Regions from separate parts of the Homo sapiens genome. Here region 2 is linked to region 1. Evidence: chromatin loops called from intact Hi-C (ENCODE). Cell type or tissue: PC-9. All regions are shown on one strand. Each heading gives the region's core, and the rest is flanking DNA. Links, peaks and the distances in the headings are about the cores only.

Region 1 (2,500 bases), core at 1-2,500:
GTATGGGCAAAATGCCAAGGAACTAGAAGTATCACAGAGCTAATAATATAGGAGCAGTTACTAAACCCTAGGCCCAAAGGAAAAAGGGAAAGGAGTAGTTTCCAGAACCTAAAAGGAGAGAATAGTATGCAAGTGGACACCTTGAAAAGGTTACTGAACTTCAGTAAACGTTCTCAGACAGCCCAAGGTGACCTTACAGGGAGGGAGCCAAGGGATAAATAATTGATCTCACTCTCCTCTCTCTCTCTATCTCTCTCTCACCTATCACTGGGGCCCCCATGAGCAAAACCAACCTGGAAGCCAGAGAAAATAAGAGCTCCTTGATGAAGTTCATACAGATTAGCATCCCAGGCCAGAGAACAAGGTGAAGACAAGAGGAGAATGGCTCTGAAGGGACAAATTAAAGCTATCCAACACTCCATGTTTTATGGAGCAAGTTTCTTCTCCCATCCATCATCTACATCTATTTAGTGACTACTGCATGCAATATACAGTAAATTATAAGAACATGGTGAAGATGTGGGAAAAGGAAGTTGAAGATAGAGAGAGAGTCACAGAAAAATCTCCTACAGGAAATTAAAATTAAAACATGTTTCTAACCATGGCAAAACTCAATTACCATATCTACAAGTAAAAATCTACCCAAAGGGCTGTCTGTGGATCAGTAGCATCAGCATCATCTGGGAACTTGTGAGAAATGCATAATCTCAGGCTCCACCCCAGACCCACTGACTCAGAATCTTATTTTTAATCAAATCCCCAGGTGCCTATTATGCACATTAAAGTTTAAGAAGCACTGCTGTAAAGACTCCCTAAATTTACTCAGGGTAATACTAAAAGTTTGGAGTAATTAAAGCTAGTGGGATTTAACATGGGAAAGTTCAAGAAGGTGTTATATTTTAGAAGTTTATTAGAATAGCATTTTACTGAAAACATCATGTTTTTACATTTAATCGTAAAGTCAAATGGCAAATATACTTAATTAGTAACTGGATATATAATATTCATGAAATAATATTATCAAAACTGATAGTAAATATTGTTCCATTAATACAAAGTTCTTTGGGGATAAAAAAAAATTCTTATGCTACATAAATTCTCTAAGTTCTCTAAAGAAAGGAAAAATCCAGGCTATTTAAATTGGAAAGCTGCTGCTTCAGTTTTGTGCTTTGCTGTCATTCTCGACTTAATACTATTTTCCTTTCTATTTCAGGATCAACTCTGACACTTCATGGGTGTTCAGTAAACACTTTTTGATCGATTGAAGCCCAACTGTTTTAAAATTGTATGCTAAACTATAATAATAGATCAGCACCAAAATCTAGTTGCAGACTGTCTTCTCTACCTAAAGAACAGCACCATCTAGTGTTTGCCCAACAATGTTCCATCTTCTATCAAGTGTATCTTTACTAAGCCATATGAGAAAATTCTAATGTTAAAGTTAATCCACTGTGTCATACCGTTCTACCTTACTACATATCTAACAAAGTCTTAGAATAATTTAAGTTTGCTTTTGCCATGCATCAGTTCTAGCTTTAAAATAGCAGCAGCAGCCTGGAGCACTGGCTCAGGCCTGTAATCCCAGCACTTTGGGGATGCCGAGGCAGGCAGATCACGAGGTCAAAAAAATCGAGACCATCCTGGCCAACATGGTCATCTCTACTAAACATACAACAACCCCATCTCTACTAAAACTACAAAAATTAGCCGGGCGTGGTGGCGCGTGCCTACAGTCCCAGCTACTCAGGAGGCTGAGGCAGGAGAATCGCTTGAACCCGGGAGGCAGAGGTTGCAGTGAGCTGAGATCCTGCCACTGCACTCCAGCCTGGCGACGGAGCGAGACTCCGTCTCAAAAAAAAAAAAAAAAAAAAAAACAAAAAAAGCAGGAGCACTATTTCATACACTACGGAAAGACAAATTTACCTCAACATCTCAGTAGCCCAGCCCACATCTTCTTACTTCAATCCTTATCAACTCAGTGCATACCATCTGATTTCCCACTTCAAGAACCTATCGGCCATGCCTGAGGACTTTTTCAGGCCACCAAAAACCACCTTGCTGCTCACACTGCAGGCCAGACCTAGATTAACCCTGCCCTCAGAAGCCCCCAGCCAAGACTAATGAGAGATGATGCATAAACATCCCAGCTTCCTATCCCCTCAGGAGACAGGCTCTGTTTCCTAGAGTTTTCTCATAAGACGAAGTGCCAATCACTCACAACGGTGACTCTTTTGGCTGCCTTCTCTTCCCAGTCTCACTTTCCTACTCCCCTAGCAATGTTTCCCTCACCTCCAGATAAACTACTTGCACTGCATTCTTACGCTGCAGTCTGCTTCTGGGAAAACCCAAATTAAGACATTCTTACTGCACCATATCCCATCGAAAGCCATTGGCTAAGAAGACAAGTAGAGAAGAAGTGTTCCATGCCTGGTTCATCATTTGCTACCCTCCCACCACCCCACCCAGTTCACCAACCTAATATATAATCACGGCATCACAG
Region 2 (17,440 bases), core at 8,743-11,242, 50 kb before region 1:
ATCATTCTACTTGGATATACCTGTAGGAAACTGTGGTAGCTATAATTTTTGCCTTCCTAACATGCTTCTTCCATAGCTTCTTCCAGTCATAACCACCTTCTGTTGGAAAACATGTTCTATGTAGTTCTGTGGGGTTAATGCCTCCCTCATCTGACATTCAGCACTATTCCAGTTTTATTATACTAACTACAATATATACTGTAGCAGGACAAGCCGCAGACAAAACTCCTCAGATATCGAGTTAAAGAAGGAAGAGGTTTATTTGGCCGGGAGCATCGGCAAGACTCCTCTATCAAGAGCTGAGATCTTCGAGTGAGCAATTCCCGTCCCTTTTAAGGGCTAACAACTCTAAGGGGGTCCACGTGAGAGGGTCGTGATCCATTGAGCAAGCAGCGAGTACATGACAGGGGCTGCATGCACCGGTGGTCAGAGTGAAACAGAACAGACCGGGAAGTTTCACAATGTCTTTCTACAATCTATAGATAAAATCAGTTGCTAGGTCAGGGGTCAAATTTTAACTACCAGGCTCAGGTCAGGCAGGCCCAGGCCTGGTTTCGGGCCTGGTTCCTTGGTTTCGGGTCTGGTTCCCAGGCGCCAGACTACCTGCCTTTTAGTTTTGCTTCTCTTTCCTTTTCTGAGTATAAAACAATATAAAACAACATGAGAGGGTCTGTCTCTCTTCTCTCAATACCATAAAGAACAATCAAGCAATAGTTATAGCTGTACCCAATGAACACTAAAAATCTTAAGAGTTCACAGCCTGAAGGACCCAAATAAAACAACCTAAGATCATAGTTTTTTGTTTGATTTTTTTCTGAATTGGGCAAGAAACATATAAAGATATATTCAGTGATCAAATCCCTAAGATTCTATAAAGCTCTATTTATGACAATTGCCTGCTCCACAAAACCCCTAAACTTTTTTCTGTTAAAGAACATTTACAGAGTGGGCATTCAAACCCAGAAAATCTGAATCCAGAACCTCTACTCTGAACTACAAGCCCATATCATCCCAGAATAATGGGATATGCTATTTATTTGCCTTGGGATTAATAGAGGGTAAATAACCCTTTCAGAATCATTACTGGTGATATAAAAAATTTAGCTATGCTCCTCAATTTAAAATATTGCATTACATTTTAAATTACTGTATTTAAAAACAAAATGTTACCATCTGGATATTCCTTTAACTTCTACAAGTAGGGAAAACTCATATTTAAGTCATTTGTCCTCAGGCCACTTTTGTCTTAAAGGTCTAATCTATCTCGGCTGGGTGCGGTGGCTCACGCCTGTAATCCCAGCACTTTGGGAGGCCAAGGTGGGGGGATCACCTGAGGTCGGGAGTTCGAGACCAGCCTGACCAACATGGAGAAACCTCGTCTCTACTAAAAATACACAATTAGCCAGGCATGGTGGTGCATGCCTGTAATCCCAGCTACTCGGGAGGCTGAGGCAGAAAAATCGCTTGAACCCAGGGGGTGGAGGTTGCAGTGAGCCGAGATGGCGCCATTGCACTCCAGCCTGGGCAACAAGAGCGAAACTCCGTCTCAAAAAAAAAAAAAAGAAAAAAAAAGTTCTAATCTATCTGCCATAAATTTACCCTCCAAGTCCAGATAACCTATGGCTCAGTTTGTCTCACTCCCTCTGACCACTTCGGTAAACACTTGAGACCAGGAAAGGAAATATACTAGATGCTGTATTTAGCTTCAGAACTATAAATTTCTTGTGGTTATGTGAAGTGATAACATTTGTGGAAGCTGAGTGAAGGATATAATGGAATTCTTTGTATTATTTTTGTAACTTTTGCTAAGTCTGAAATTATTTCAAAATGAAAAAATATTTAATTTAACATCATGTAGTCATTCTAATAAAAACACTTTGACACAACTGTTTAGGGGGAAATAGCAAAAAAAAAAAAAAAAAAAAAAAAAAATTAAAAAGGCCAGAGCTACATTTTTAACATAAAATTGAAAGTTATATGAAAGGTACATAAAACTATGTGTAACCAGACTTGTTTTTATTCACTATTCACATCAGAGAAGACTTGAGGGAATGGTTACTTCAGAATTAATCTGTAATAGATCACTCTCTAGACATTTTCTACATTTGTTTCCCCTTCAGTTTCAGTGTCATCTAATCCCTTCACCATGTATATAAAGCTTTAGATAAAGAAAGGAAACATTAGAGAAATACTAGATAGACACCCATGATGAAGTTGAGGCAAAAATGTCTCAAGAGGACCAGCAGAAGGAGTGGAAGATAAAGAAGAAAAAAGAAAGTCAGTGCACTTGGTCCCAAAGTTGAGGGAAAAAAAAAAAGATGTTGCTGCCCTCTATTCCTCCCTCCTTCCTAGCCCCCAATTAACTCATCATTCCTAAAATGCTCTCATAAAATTCTAACCAAATTCAATGTGGCTAATAGTTTTCATTTCCTACCAACTGCTAGGAAAATGTGGTCCCTCAGTGAAAACATCAACAAATCTCTTAATCTTGTAAAAAAATTAATCTTGTAAAAAGAGAATGTAAAATGTTTCCAGTTTGAGACCTGTCCTCATAAAACACACCTTTTTTAACCTCTTTAGAGAAAGTAAACTCAGTTGGGGGTATAAATAAACAATGGTTTCAACCTTGAAAGAGGGACTATTGCATAAATTAAATAAACCTTAAAATTAATTTCAAAATTAAATAAAAAGTATGCTCTTTTCTAAATAAATCAAATCAGTACTTTGTTAATCTGTTTAAATTATTACTTTCCTTAGTGAAGAGAAACTAGACATTTCAAACCTGGTCATGGATCCTATTCCTAACTGTCATATCTCCACAAGCAGGAAGATGCTAATTAAACAAACTCAAGGAGCACTTTGGAACCCACTCTTCACTTTTCAGTCTTTATCAGTTGAAGATGTCATATTTTGGAAATTTACATTTCCATCATACATTATGTTTAATACTAAGTTCATTTTTGCAAAATGGCCAGTAGATGACAAGCTTTGACATAATTTGCAGATCACTGAAAGGACTTTCCCCCTCATTCCTCTCAGTGTTGTCTTTTGGTATGATTGCGTCTCCATGATGAGGGAAGGGACTCATCTAAGCCAAGATGGGTGGCAGCATTTAATGTATCCATGGTCCCTGCCAAGAAAAGCCATGAACACAAAAATGTCATTCAGACCAGAGGCCTGAAAAGAGATGGAAAACCTCTAACAGTCTAAGGAATAGACCTAGGAAAATAAAAAGGCTCTTGTCTAGGCCTAAGTAAATACCAAATATACTTTATAAAAAGAGCAATGATCCAGAAATGAGATCTAGGTTCTGGCCTAGGCTCTGCTACTAGTTGGATAAGTTGTATTGAGGAAATTTTGCATTCATTTTTAAAGGGTTGATATATCTTCTTAAGGTCATTTGTGGAGCTTAGGACAACAATCGTGAAGTTAGATAAATTTCAAGGTATATATCCAACATTAGCATTCTGTGACAGTATGAGACTATACAAACCTTTGAAGCATATTACTAAATAATACCAGACTCTTATTAGAGTAGGTTTGGACCTGAGGTTTGAAAGCCTAAACCAAACAATTTTCACCAGTGTTGGGACTCAGAAAACAATACCTCAAAATGAAAGCCCCAGAAGCAGTCTCAGAAGCAAAAGCTTTTCTCTGACCTTTTCCTGCCCATCTGTCTCTCAGTCTTATTTGCCTCCAGGGCTAGCCATTGAAACTAATATCTCTCTTACCCAAGGCAAGTTACAGAAATCAGAACCCCTTTTTTCCAAAGCTAGTCATAAACCTAAAAATATTACTCTAATTTTTCCTTTTCCTCTTTATATAAAAACTAGCTATTAACAATTATCTGAACTACCTTAGGAAGGAATGCGTGCCCTGAGAGATCAAGAAAAATCGAGACAGACAAACCTTGATGGGTTCCCCCATTCAATCTTTTATCATTAGGTCATACTCTTTCCCTCCAATCATATTTGGACATGGCTGTCCATACCTTGTTGAACTGAAAAATGGGCAATTTTACCTTTACCTTTGGGTCTTCATTCTGAAGGCTGCCACATATACATGTTACATAAATTTATATGCCTTTTCTCCTATTAATCTGCCTCATGTCAGTGATTTTTCAGTGAACTTTTAGGAGGGCAATGACTTTAGCTCCCACAGTTTTGGTGCTATGTGCAGGGTCACCAAAGCTGCTCTGCTCTTCCGAAAGCCACCGTAAAAAAAATCCAGAACTTGATCAGCTGGTAATAGGGTAAAAATCTCTTCCCAGTCAGGCTCTCAACCTCTTTCTCTGTGCAATCTGGTTGAACAGATGATATAAATCACTGTTCGTCTCCTGTGAGATTTTAATTAATGGGAAAAAATCATTATGACTAGTCTTGGGGTTCCAGTGCCTAGTCTCTGGTGTACTTTTTGATACTTTCTGGTTATAAATATTCATATTGTTTAATCCATTTCCTCCCAGAAATAGTCTTTTCCTTTGTCTTTTTCTTTCTGTATTGTTCTGTCATAAAGAGGGGTACCAGATAAAGTTCCTTCTTCTCTAGTTTTATGTCCTTGAGAATTTGACTTGCGATCAAGTGGGGGAACTCTCTTGATCTTCACCATATGGGGCCATGATTTTTGGGTGACATCAGGTGACCAGTCTAAAAATGGCTGGGAACACAAGATTTTTTTTGTTCCAAATGTGCCAAGCCCTCAGGAGGGTTTGTCATACAATGTCCCATCCATAAGGAGCTTTTGTCTTCTCAACCCTTATTGCCTAGTTAATACTAAAAAAGTCCAATCCCAGGAGGGCCTACCCAGTGTCACAGATTAAGGGACCTGTGACTGGCAGTCCCCCCACACAAATCTGTGGGTTATCAGAGGCAAACACCACCCTTAACTGTCTGTGACAAGAGTCATTTGCTATCTCAGCCTATTCCTGAGAGTACATTATTTTGAGAGAGAACTTTAAAATTATTCCTTCTATGCCTTAAAATGACATCCCAAACTTTACATAAGAGACTTTTAAATAGAGTTGCTATTAAAACAAACTACACCATTAAAAATTCTAGTTGTCAATGGCCAAAAGAGAAATCCTTTAAATTTGACTAAAATTCTTAATTAAAAAAAATTTAGAGATCTCTCATTCTAAACAATTAACTTGTATTTATGACAAGGTCAGTTTTTTAAAAAGATACATAATAGTATCATGACTAGCCTTAAAAATTCTCTTAACTAAATTAAAAATCAAAAACAAAAAGCTAACCTAAAACAAAGTTAAAAATCCTTTATGAAAAATCCCCCGAGGGAATAACAACAGAAGCCATGCTGCCTTGTGCTCTAATAGACAAAATTCCACACTTTTACTGCCATTGCCTGGGTTTCACTCCTGCTCAAAAAATCCGATTCATTTAATATTTGTGTGACTTTTAACGTTTTGGGGGTACCCATTTGTTATAAGTCATTTTCCCTTGTACAGATAGCTTTTGATTTCCTGTCTTCCTCTTTTTTTTTTTTTTTTTTTTTTTTTTTTTGAGAAGGAGTCTCGCTCTTTCGCCCAGGCCGGAGTGCAGTGGCGCTATCTCGGCTCATTGCAAGCTCCGCCTCCCGGGTTCATGCCATTCTCCTGCCTCCGCCTCCCAAGTAGTTGGGACTACAGGCGCCCGCCAACGCGCCCGGCTAATTTTTATTTTATTTTATTTTTGTATTTTTAGTGGATGGGGTTTCACCGTGTTAGCCAGGATAGTATCGATCTCCTGACCTCGTGATCCGCCCGCCTCGGCCTCCCAAAGTGCTGGGATTACAGGCGTGAGCCACCGTGCCCGTCCCTGTCTTCCTCTTTTTGAGACGACATCTGGATTTTTGGGCCTTTATGTATACACGGTCAGCTATAAAACCGAGACCCTAAAAAATATGGCCAAACAAAAATGTGGATTATATATACTTCATTTGTTATTAAGAAAACTTTTCTTTTTTTCTTTTTTTTTTTTCGGAGACGGAGTCTCGTTCTATCACCCAGGCTGGAGTGCAGTGGCATGATCTCGGCTCACTGCAACCTCCGCCTCCTGGGTTCAAGCGATTCTTCTGCCTCAGCCTCCCAGTAACTGGGATTACAGGGGCCCACCACCATGCCCAGCTAATTTTTTTGAATTTTTAGTAGAGATGGGATTTCACCATGTTGGCCAGGATGGTCTTGAACCCCTGACCTCAAATGATTCACCCGCCTCGGCCTCCCAAAGTGCTGGGATTACAGGCGTAATCCCAGCCACCGCACCTGGCCAACTTTTCTTTCTTTAAGCCGTCTTTGGGATAGTTCTAGATCTTATGAGGACTGCTTTGTACCTTTTATAGACGCTTCATGCATCCTTGGTTAAGTCATAAGGTTAACCGAGTCTTAACTTTAAAAGGTACCTTTAGTCTAAACAACAAAAAAAGCAATCTTCATGTTTGTTGATGTATAGACTACTCAAAAAGTTCACTAAAACATCTGATATAAACTACAAACCAGAAAAATTATCAGATTGCCACTATCTGCTCTCACTTCATCTAAAGATGCTTCCAGCCCAACATCTAAAAATCTTCTCAACTGGCTGCCCTCTGGACTCAAAAACTGAGTTTACAGTTTATTCTAGCCATTAATCTTTATTTTTATTTTGTTTCCATGGAAATGCCTCTTATCTGATTGTCAAATAATATAGAAGCCAGACTTTGGCGAAAGTCCATCTATAACATCAATGCCTAAAATGAGATACAAGCATAAATATTAACTATTCAACTGAACCAGCCTATTATCAGGACTTAGAGACTTACTCAAATGGCTTAAAAGACAATCCACCAACCCAACTTCTGATTGAGAAACTTCTCGAGGAAGTTTCATACTGGGGGATGTTGAGCTTCAGAAAACAATACCCAAAAATAAAGGCCTCAGAATCAGTCTCAGAAGCAAAAATTTTTCTCTGACCTTTCCCTGCCCTCCTATCTCTCAATCACATTCTCTCCCAGGGCTAGCCATAGAAACTAAAATCTCTCTTTCCCAAGGCAAGTCACAGAAACCAGAACTCCTCCCTAAAGCTAGTTATAAAACCTAAAAAATATTTCTCTAAGTTCCCCTCTACCTTTACATATAAAAACTGGCTATAAAAAAATCATCTGATCTATTGGGTCCCGCCCCACACCCAGAAGGAAGGAATGGATGCTCAGAGAGGCCAAGAAAAATCTAGACAGACAGGCCTTGATGGGTTTCCCCAAGCAGTGTATTAGCATTATATCATACCCCTTTCCTCCAATCATATTTCTACATGGCTGTCCGTATTTTGTTGAACCTAAACATAAAAATAGACAATTTCCCCTGTATCTTTGGGTCTTCATTCTGAAGGCTCCTGTGTATACTCGTTAAATAAATTTATATGCCTTTTCTCCTATTAACCAATTGCCTCATGTAACTGATGTTTTAGCAAGCCTTAAGAGGGCCAAGAGTTCCTCTTGACTCCTACACCAGGAACATGAGAACATGAGAGAAAAGGAAGAACACAGTTTTTAAAAAGATGCAGGGAATCTGAAAACAGTATCAATAAACATGGGTGACCTCACAACTCTACCAAGAAACAGCACTACTTAACATGTTAGAAGTATTCTGCCTCTCCCTTAGAGCAAATAGGTCTTTCATTATTGTTTATCTTAACTGTGTTGAGGAGTTTTTGTTTGTTTTCAGACAAGGTCTCATTCTGTTGCCCAGGCTGGAGTGCAGTGACACGATCTCAGCTCACTGCGGCCTTGACCTCCTTACCTCCTGGGCTCAAGCAATCCTCCCACCTCAGCCTTCAGAGTAGCTAGCACTACAGACGTGCACCACCACATCCGGTTAATTTTTGTATTTTTTGTAGAGCCAGGGTTTTGCCATGTTGCCCAGGCTGGCCTCAAACTCCTGGGCTCAAGTGATCCTCCTGCCTCAGCCTCCCAAAGTGCTGGGATTACAGGCATGAGCCACCATGCACGATGGAGGAGTTTTCTTAAGGTTACAGGACCTTGAGCACTTCTGAAATTTAAAAGCTATAAAAACAATGAGAAATGACCCATATTTATTTTATTCTGTATCACCAGCCTAATTCTTCACCATTTTGGGTTATATAGTCAGTTAGCAACAGCCTATTGACTATGAATTTGGTATAGAGCATTGTACTATGGAATAAGAATGTACAAAACAATTAAAAAAGATAGACCCTGCCCTCAGAGAGCTCATAATTGCATTGGAAACACAGACATGCAATCAGTAATATGATTTGCAAATACATGTATGATTTTCAAATATATATTAACATATTCACAAATATGCATGTATGCATATATGTGTATGTATTCACAAAATGCTCACTCGAATAACTAAATGAAAAAGACAAGATTAAGTGTTAGTAAGGATTTACAGCAATTACAATTATCATAAAATGTTGATGGGAATGTAAATTTGTATAATCACTTTGAAAAACTGTCAGTGTCTACTAAAACTGAATGAACATACATATACCCTATAGCCCAGGAATTCTTCTAGGTATGTACTCAACAGTAATGTACATATATGTTCTTCAAAAGATATTTACAAGAATATTAATAGCAGCATTATTCACAAGAGTCAAAAACTGGAAACAACGCAAATGGCCTTCTACAATAAAGTGAAAAAGTTATTGTGGTATATTCATTTAACGAAAAGGTATACAATTATGGAAGTGAAAAAACTACAAATACACATAATAACATGAATAATTTCTCAAACAAGGCTGAGTTTCAGTAGAGTTAAGATGGTATTAGGTGAATGTTGACAGAAAGAAATGATAAACAAGAGAGTAAAGACCATATGATTCCATTTATGTCAAGTATAAAACCAGGCAAAACTAATCTATGCTATTAGATGTCAGGTGAGTGATTACCTTCAAGGGAGTAGTGACTGGAAGGGAGCACAAGGGGAGTTTCTTGGATGCCGGGAATGGTCTGTTTCTTAATCTGGGTCCGGGTTACATGGATATGTCCACTTTGTGAAAATTAATTGAGCTGCACACTTATAATATGTTTCCTCTTCCATATGCATGTTATAAAATAAAATTTACATGTTATAAAATAAAATTTACTTCAATAAAATTTACATGAAAATACACATCTTTATATACCCCCAAATACAAATACATTCAGGATAAATGAACAGCCCACCATAAATACCAAGGAATCCTGTAAGTAGGAATAAAAGTCCTATGTGTAGAAATATGTAGGAATCAGAATCAAATGGGGCATAACTAAGAAGATATCTCAGGGTGAGGTTGCAGTCAGGTTTTGAAGAAAGAGCTTACAAATTGGAGGGAGGAGTGGTGAGGAGTTTAGGACAGTTAAAAAGCTGTTTTCAAATGAGATAAATAACACGTATAGAAGCACTAGTCATGATATGGCTTGAGTTGTGACTTCTTTTTATAACTTGGAGAAGTATAAACTACCAAAATAATATGGGCTTTTGACTTTCTGTTCTTCTTATTCTGGATTCCTATGTTACAGTGTAGTATTGTGTCAGACCATGACCCCCTCCCCAAGGGCTAGTACCAAGTCTTACTCATCTTTATATTACTACCATCTGAAACGAAAGCTATGAAACCTCAGATAAAAAATGCTTATAGCTTTTGTTAACTAATAATGAATAAGTAACTGGCAAATTAATCAAATAGGTATATGGAAACTGTCTCGTACTGGTTTTTTGTCTTGTGTATTGTTTAAGTTAAAATAATAGAGTTGGGATGTCAGAAATTTTCTGAAGCCGACCACAGTCCCCAGCTGTGGCTTAGTAACCAAGGAAAACCAAGGATTTCTCCTTCTGATCCAGCAGTCGGCACAATGCCAGGTGAGTCAGTGACCGGTAGAGCAGGTGGTGACACATTCTAATCATAGCCCAGCTCTAGGCAAACAGCAGCTGCTAAGAGTTCCTGCTGGCCTGAGTAAGTTTTCCAGGCCCAGCCAGCCAAGAGCAGCCCTAGTTAAAACCCGCCAGCAGTTTTCCCATCTGTCTCCCTCATGCTACTTGCGACACTTCACACATCTCACCCCAAAGTGCATTGGGACTCTTGCTCCCCGTCTCTACTAAAACTACAAAAATTAGCCGGGCATGGTGGTGCACATCTATAATCCCGGCTACTTCGGAGGCTGAGGCACAAAAATCTCTCGAACTCAGGAGGCAGAGGTTGCAGAGAGCTGATATGGTGCCACTGCACTCCAGCCTGGGCAACACAGCAAGACCCCTTCTCAAGAAAAAAAAAAAAAAAAACAATAGGCAGAAGTGGCTTAGCACACAGTACTATGGCCGTCTTCCCCAAAGCTTGGACTACAGCAACCAATGTGAGGCTTAGCTCTGCAAGGAGACCCAAATCACAGCCACTTCATGCTGATCATCAGTTCTTTGCTACCTCCACAGTAATTCTAGGGATCATGCCAGCCCTGGAGGTGGGGAGTCCTGGGGGGAGGGAAAAAGGGTGCAGGCTACAGTGGGTCAGGATTCTAAGGGAAAACACTGAGTGAGGAAGCTGTGAGGGCCTTCTTAATGACTGGCTTCTTGAGCTGAAACTGGAAATCAGAGCCCTCTGGTTATGGACATTGGATTTTTCATATCCCAGAGAACGGTTGTTATGTTTTTTTTCTCTCTGAGAAGCCAACACAAACATTTCAGGGACTCAGAAGAGTACATTGTGTCCTCCCTAATTCTCAGTGACTCCTGCTAATTTTCCTTGAGATGTAATGAAAAGAACCCTGGGTACATTATCAGGCTGGGTTCAAACTCTATTTCAGCTGCGCTTCTCCATTCTAGCTGTGCCACTCCAGGCAAATTAGTTAGTTCCTCCGCTGATAAAATAGTGTCATCACAAAGCTCAATGATAAATACTAACTTGGTCTCCACCATATGTCAGGCACTGCTCTAGCTGCTCATTCTGGATTTACCGCAACCCTGTTGGGTAGAAGCTAATATTACTACCCTTTATACTGAAGGAAACCAAAATATTTCACTCTAAAATATATTTCCTTGACATACTTCAATATGGCTAATCAGAACGGCTGGAAATACAAGAATAGCTAAAAAGCTTTCTTTTGTGGGGAAGATATGTATCTGTAGAGAAAATCTGCATGGATGCAGCCAGGCTGTCTCTGAAGCCCTCCCTTGTTCAAAAGATGAACTGAGAGTCTGACACCTTTCAGGGCCTGAAAGAAACATTCACTAGCTCTCTGAGGACTGCTACCAGTGAGGTTTCTTCTACATAACAAAACTCCCTTTGTTAGCTAAGCCTCCTCTTCTCCCCCTCCCATAACCTGTCTTGCCACTGTAACCTGATTTCCACCATAACTTATTTTGGCCGTGCTCTGAGATCACAATCTTTCTGTAGCCTCAAGATGATATATAAGCCTCTGTACCCCATTAGAGGGTTGGAGTAATCATTCTGTGATTTTCCCTCAATGCACGTGAATACATTTCTCTGCCTTTTCTCTTATTAATCTGCCTTTTGTCAGCGGATTTTTCAGCAAGCCCTCACGGGGCCAAGGGGGAGTTTTCTCCTGGCTCCTATGACACAGATGAAGAAATGAGGCACAGAGAGGGCATGCAACATTCCCAGGGCCACACAGCTATGAGCAGGTGTGAAGTCTGAACTCAGGCAAACTGGCTCCAGGCCTGACCTTTTAACCACCATCTCCCAGAAGGTCAAAGTGCCTGGGAAACATGGAGATGGAACTTAACACTTGATGTATTTTACTTTTTGAAAGGTAATGTGGTGCAATGAAAAGAACTTGGGTTTTAGAGTCAGACTGACTAAATCCGATTTAATTGCTGTGTGATCTTGGGCAAATTACATCATTTCTCTGAGTCTCAGTATCCTAAAAATGAAGTTGCAATCATAATCCATACATTGGAGGGCCGCTGGGAGATGTGCACTTACAGCACCAAACCTGGCACTTGATGGGCACTCAAGTGAACATTAACTTTAATCCTCTTCCTAGGCAGGCATATGTAGAGCACTGAAATACTCTTCTGTGAGTATCCTAACATGTTAAGCCTTTCTTCCTTCTAATAAAGAAAACAAACAGGACAAATAAAAGCCATCCGCTCATAGTGATAGACAGGAGACAGCCAAGAGTCCCTGGTGAAACCCCACCTTCAAGCCTAAAACAGCCTGAAGGCTGAAAAACTGGACTGCTGGTCCCGGATGAAGCCTGCCCTTTCCCAGCTGATTCCTTCTGAATAATGCCCACCTGCTCACTGGGAAGATTGGTGGAGTCTCAGGAAGTTCGTGCCATCTGCAGGGGGAAGGAGCCTGGCCTCTCCTGTTCCTGGGTGGTGACCTGGGATTCAATCTGTGAGGAAGGAAACCTGCTAGCAGGACTCTCACTTTGCTGAGCATTATTTTTCCTTCTTCCTTTTTGCCCAATAAATTCCATTTTCCTCACCCTTCTATGTGTCTGCGAGCCTAATGTTTCCTGGTCATGTGACAAGAGCCCGGTGTGAGCTGAACTAAGGAGAAAGTTCTGCAACAATAGTACCTCAGGGTCTCTCTGCAACTTTCCTGGGACTTTTTTCTGATGGAAGGAAAATAAGAAATAGGAAAGATGTTTAAGGAAGCACCCATCCCTGTAATCAATGATACCAAATAAGACAGAATGGGCAGCCGGAGTGATAGTCATCTTCTTAATGTAATCAACTAGTATTCTGCCAAATTCCTCTTTATTTTTTTGTCAGGTCAGACGGGTAATGTGCCAACGTCTAACAAGATGCGAGGGTGGTACATCTCACACATGCATGTGAACACCCAATCGTCATGCTCGGGAACTATAAAGGGATCTCCAAATTCCTCTGTAGTTAACTAAACCTACTACAAAGTTGATTTAACCTCTGAGAAACTGAAATGCTGCCTTATGATACAGCATTTTTAAAATTTTTCTCTCAAATCTCAAATGCTTTAAGACAAATCCACTTCTTTCTTTCATCTTAGGGTAATAAAATCATTATTCAAACCCTGCAAAAGCATGAATCTCATTTCCTTGCCCCCATCTCTACTGAGATATTTTACCAATTAATATTTACTGTACAGAGTGGGCCTGTTTTAACATTGCACTCCAGAAAGCCTTTTACTAAACTATTTTCTTGAGAGCACGGTATCTTGCCGTAAAGACAATAACTCCCAAGATCTTTTTTCATAACCTCTATTAGAATGTAAATCACAATAGCAAATATGCACTGACACAAGTACCCTGTAGGTTAAGTTGCTTACACCTGACTAGGAATTGCCACAAAACCCTGATCAAATTTGTCAGGTTTGACGTAGGATTCTAAGACTTATTTATAAAGCAATATTTTCAATATCTCCCCAGAACTCCCAAAGCTATATCTGAGACAATGATAAAAATCCATGAAATTAATTTCATCCTCAAAATCAAAGCAGCTGCATTAATAATTAACTTAATACATTTCAAAGCCATCTCAATTGTGCCTACAAATCTAGCACAGATTGAGATCAAACCTGGAACACAATTCCATTTTCCAAACTATGAATTAATGCTGATGAAGGGTGAAACTGCTGACCCAAAAATACCTATTACGTTAACCATCATTCACATCAGCAGCAGCAGCATCCTGTCCTTTGCACAAGAAGTAGACACCTATTGACTCACTTTTTAGAAGGCTCTGTCCTTGAAATATTTTGTCAGTAAGAATGTTGAACTTGATCCAGACATCTTTACTCAATTTCAATTCTGATCAACATTTTCAAGGACTCTAGCCAGGGTTAAATGAGCAGTCTATGGCCAAGGACTAACACAAAGTTAACTGTTTTACCAGGAAATCAAACACTTTACCTTGATCCAATAAGCATCTACAGAGTTATGGTGAATCACACTGATATGGTTTAAATCTGTGTCCTCACCCCAATCTCATGTTGAAATGTAATCCCCAATGCTGAAGATGGGGCCTGGTTGGAGGTGAGTGGATCATGGGGGCAGTTTCTCATGATTTAACACCATCCCCCTTGGTGCTATCATAGCAATAATGAATTCTCACGAGATCTGGTTGTTTAAAAGTATGTGGCACCTTCCCCCTCTCTTGCTCCTACTCTGGCCATGTAAGATGTGCCTGCTTCCCGTTTGCCTCCTGCCATGATTATAAGTTTCATGAGGCCTCCTCAGAAGCAGAAGCTGCTATGCTTCCTGTACAACCTGCAGAATCATGAGCCAATTAAACCTCTTTTCTTTACAAATAACCCAGTCTCAGGTATTTCTTTATAGCAATGCAAGAATGGACTAATATAGAAAATTGGTACCAAGGAGTGGGGCATCGATATAAAGATACCTGAAAATGTGAAAGCAGCTTTGGAACTGGATAATGGGGAGAAATTGGAAGAGTTTGGAGGCACAGAAGAAGATAGGAAGATGAGGGAAAATTTGGAACTTCCTAGAAACTTATTGAATAGTTGTGGTCAAAATGCTAATAACGATATGGACAGAGATGGCCAGGCTGATGAGGTCTCAGACGAAGATGAAGAACTTATTGGGAACTGGAGTAAAGATCACTTTTGTTATTCTTTAGCAAAGAACTTGGAGGCATTGTGCCCCAGCTCTAGGGATCTGTGGAACTTTGAACTTGAGAGTGATGATTTAGGGTATCTGGCAGAAGAAATTTTTAAGCAGCAAAGTGTTCAGGAAGTAGTCTGTCTGCTTCTAACAGCCTATGCTCATATGCATGAGCAAAGAAATGACCTGAAACTGGAACTTATATTTAAAAGGGAAGGAGAGCATAAAAGTTTGGAAAATGTGCAGCCTGGCCATGTGGTAGAAAAGAAAAACCCATTTTCAGGGGAGGAATTCAAGCTGGCTGCTGAAATTTGCATAACTAAAAGGAAGGCAAAGTGCTGATAGCCAAGACAATGGGGAAAAGGCCTTGAAGGCATTTCAGAGATCTTTAAGGCGGCCCTCCCATCACAGACCCAGAAGCCTAAGAGGGAAGAATGGTTTCCTGGAACAGGCCCAGGGCCCCACTGTGCCAGGCAGCCTCCAGACACTGCTCCCTACATCCCAGCTGCTCCACCTCCACCCATGGCTCAAAGGGGCCCAGCTACAGCTCAGGGCACTGCTCCAGAGGGTGTAAGCCATAAGCCTTGGAGGCTTCCAAGTAGTGTTAAGCCTGCAGGTGCATAGAGCACAAGAGTTGAGGGTTGGCAGCCTCTGCCTAGATTTCAGAGGATGTATGGAAAAGCCTGGATGTTGAGGCAGAGGCCTGCTGCAGGGGCACAGCCCTCATGAAGAACATCTACCAGGGTAGTGCAGACGGGAAATGGGAGGTTGGAGACCCCACACAGAGTCCCCACTGGGGCATTCCCTAGCGGGGCTGTGAGAAGAGGGCCATTGTCCTCCAGACCCAAGAAAGGTATATCAACCAGCAGCTTGTACCCTGCACCTGGAAAGGCTACAGGCACTCAACGTCAGCCTGTGTGAGCAGCTGCAGAGGCTGAAGCCTGAAAAACCACAGAGGTGGAGCTGCCCAAGACCTTGGGAGCCCACCCCTCACACCAGTGTGCCCTGGATGCGAGACATGGAGTCAAAGAATTTTATTTTGGAGCTTTAAGATTTAATGACTGCCCTGCTGGGTTTTAGACTTGCATGGGGACTGGAGCCCTTTTCTTTTGGCCAATTTCTCCCTTTTGGAATGGAAGTATTTACCCAATGCCTATAATCCCGTTGTATCTTGGAAGTAACTAACTTGCTTTTGATTTTACAGCCTCATAGGTGGAAGGGACTTGCCTTGTCTCAGATGAGATTTTGGACTTTGGACTTTTGAGTTAATGATGAAATAAGGTAAGACTTTGGGGGGACTGCTGGGAAGGCATGATTGTATTCTGCTCCTAATTCAGTCATGTAAGATGTGCCTGTTTCCCCTTTACCTTCCGCCATGATTGTAAGTTTCCTGAGGCCTCCCCAGAAGCAGAAGCCACTATGCCTCCCGTATAGCCTGCAGAACTGTGAGCCCGTTAAACTTCCTTTCCTTATAAATTACCCAGTCTCAGGTATTTCTTTATAGCAATGCAAGAATGGACTAATATACACAGGAAATCAGTTTCACAACTACTACAGAGCTCCTCAAGTATAACCTAAGGATGCTGAAGAAAACTGAATGAAAGATCCACTACTTCATTATTATTTCAGAGCTGTGATTGGAAGCATGTACTTAAACACCAGCTATTCATAATCACAGGATAATAGATGGTCCCTGAATTTATTCAGGGATTTAAATTTATGGCTTCATAGAATAAAAATTACGCACTTCCCTTAGGAAGTAAAATATTTGTCCATCCCAAGGAAAGAGAAGCATATTTTATTCAACCTTGATGAGACCAGATTTCAGTGCAGCTCAGTATGTTATGGTGGGTATATTAGTTTTTTAGGACTACCATGACAAAGTATTACGAACTTGGTGGCTTGAAACAACAGAAATGTATTCTCTTACAGTTCTAAAGTCCAGAAGCCTAAAGCCAAGGGATCAGTAGGACCAGCCTTCCTATGAAGGTTCCAGAGAAGAATTCTTCCTTACCACTTATTAGCTTCTAGTGTATCTTGCAATCCTTAGAAAAGCTTGAGATATAGCACCATCACTCAAACCTCTGCCCTCATTGTATATGGCCTTCTTCCTTCTGTGTCTGTGTGTCCACTCCCCATATGAAGACACCAGTCATTGGATTTAGGGCCCACACTAATCTAGTATGACCTCATCTTAACTAGTTACAACTGCAAAGATTCTAGTTTCAAATAAGGTCACATTCTGAAACTCTGGGTGGATGTGATATTCTGTAGGGCACTATTCAACCCACTACAGTGGGCACTCTCAATCGGATATGGTGCCAAAGAGTCACAGCTCTTAGCAGATTAATCTCCTATAAGGCTTCTTGGTTCCACATAAGAGCAGGAGACTGCGAACTGTTTTCCCTCCAGGTCTTCACACTTTAGTGTAATTTGGTAGTCTACAAGCAATGCCCAATTTAGAGCAGTATACTAAACATGTGCAGTTTTTACCTTCTTTTATTTGCCAAGGTATCTTAGCTCTTGACAAAAGTTAAAATTGACATAGAAAGCAGAAAAAGCAGTGATTTAAACTAAAACTCTTTTAAAATGTTGACCAAACATTAATTCACACTAGCCAAAGAGGAAGGTGATTCTAATGTTCAGCCAAATTGTTAACAACTTTAGAGCAGTGGTTTTCCAAATATGATCTCTAGACAAACAGCATAGGCATCATCTGGGAGCTCCTAAGAAATACAGAATCTCAGCCCTCACTCCAAATCCATAGAATCAGAATCTTCATTCTAACGTTATTCTCCAGATGACTGATGTGCTCTGTTCTAAAACTCTGATGCCAAAAGTAAAAGTCTAACCCTCCCATGTAATTCTATACTTTCTGGCA

Evidence for each region. Hi-C counts contacts between places; a loop is a spot of excess contacts. Peaks named below come from ENCODE experiments on the same cell type or tissue, not always from the same donor. Only the 100,000 strongest peaks of a DNase experiment are listed, where the experiment ranks them.
Region 2: a loop joins it to region 1, with 1.9 times the contacts of the local background. A loop is called at or near these places in 3 of 110 quality-filtered maps.

The regions. Positions count from the first base shown.
Region 1 is chrX:23,553,133-23,555,632 of GRCh38, forward strand. No RefSeq gene overlaps it. Among named protein-coding and RNA genes, the nearest start is that of PRDX4, 110 kb to the right of the region's middle. In PC-9, for the core only: a CTCF peak has its summit at 1,360 (motif pointing left); no DNase peak of the experiment used is centred there.
Region 2 is chrX:23,494,479-23,511,918 of GRCh38, forward strand. LOC124905276 (small nucleolar RNA U13) reads right to left here and starts at 12,835; the gene lies at 12,733-12,835. RefSeq lists enhancers at 10,973-11,512, 13,857-14,368, 14,880-15,390 and a silencer at 14,814-15,108. In PC-9, for the core only: no CTCF peak of the experiment used is centred there; a DNase peak (open chromatin) is centred at 9,883; H3K4me3 peaks cover 586 bases; H3K27ac peaks cover 815 bases.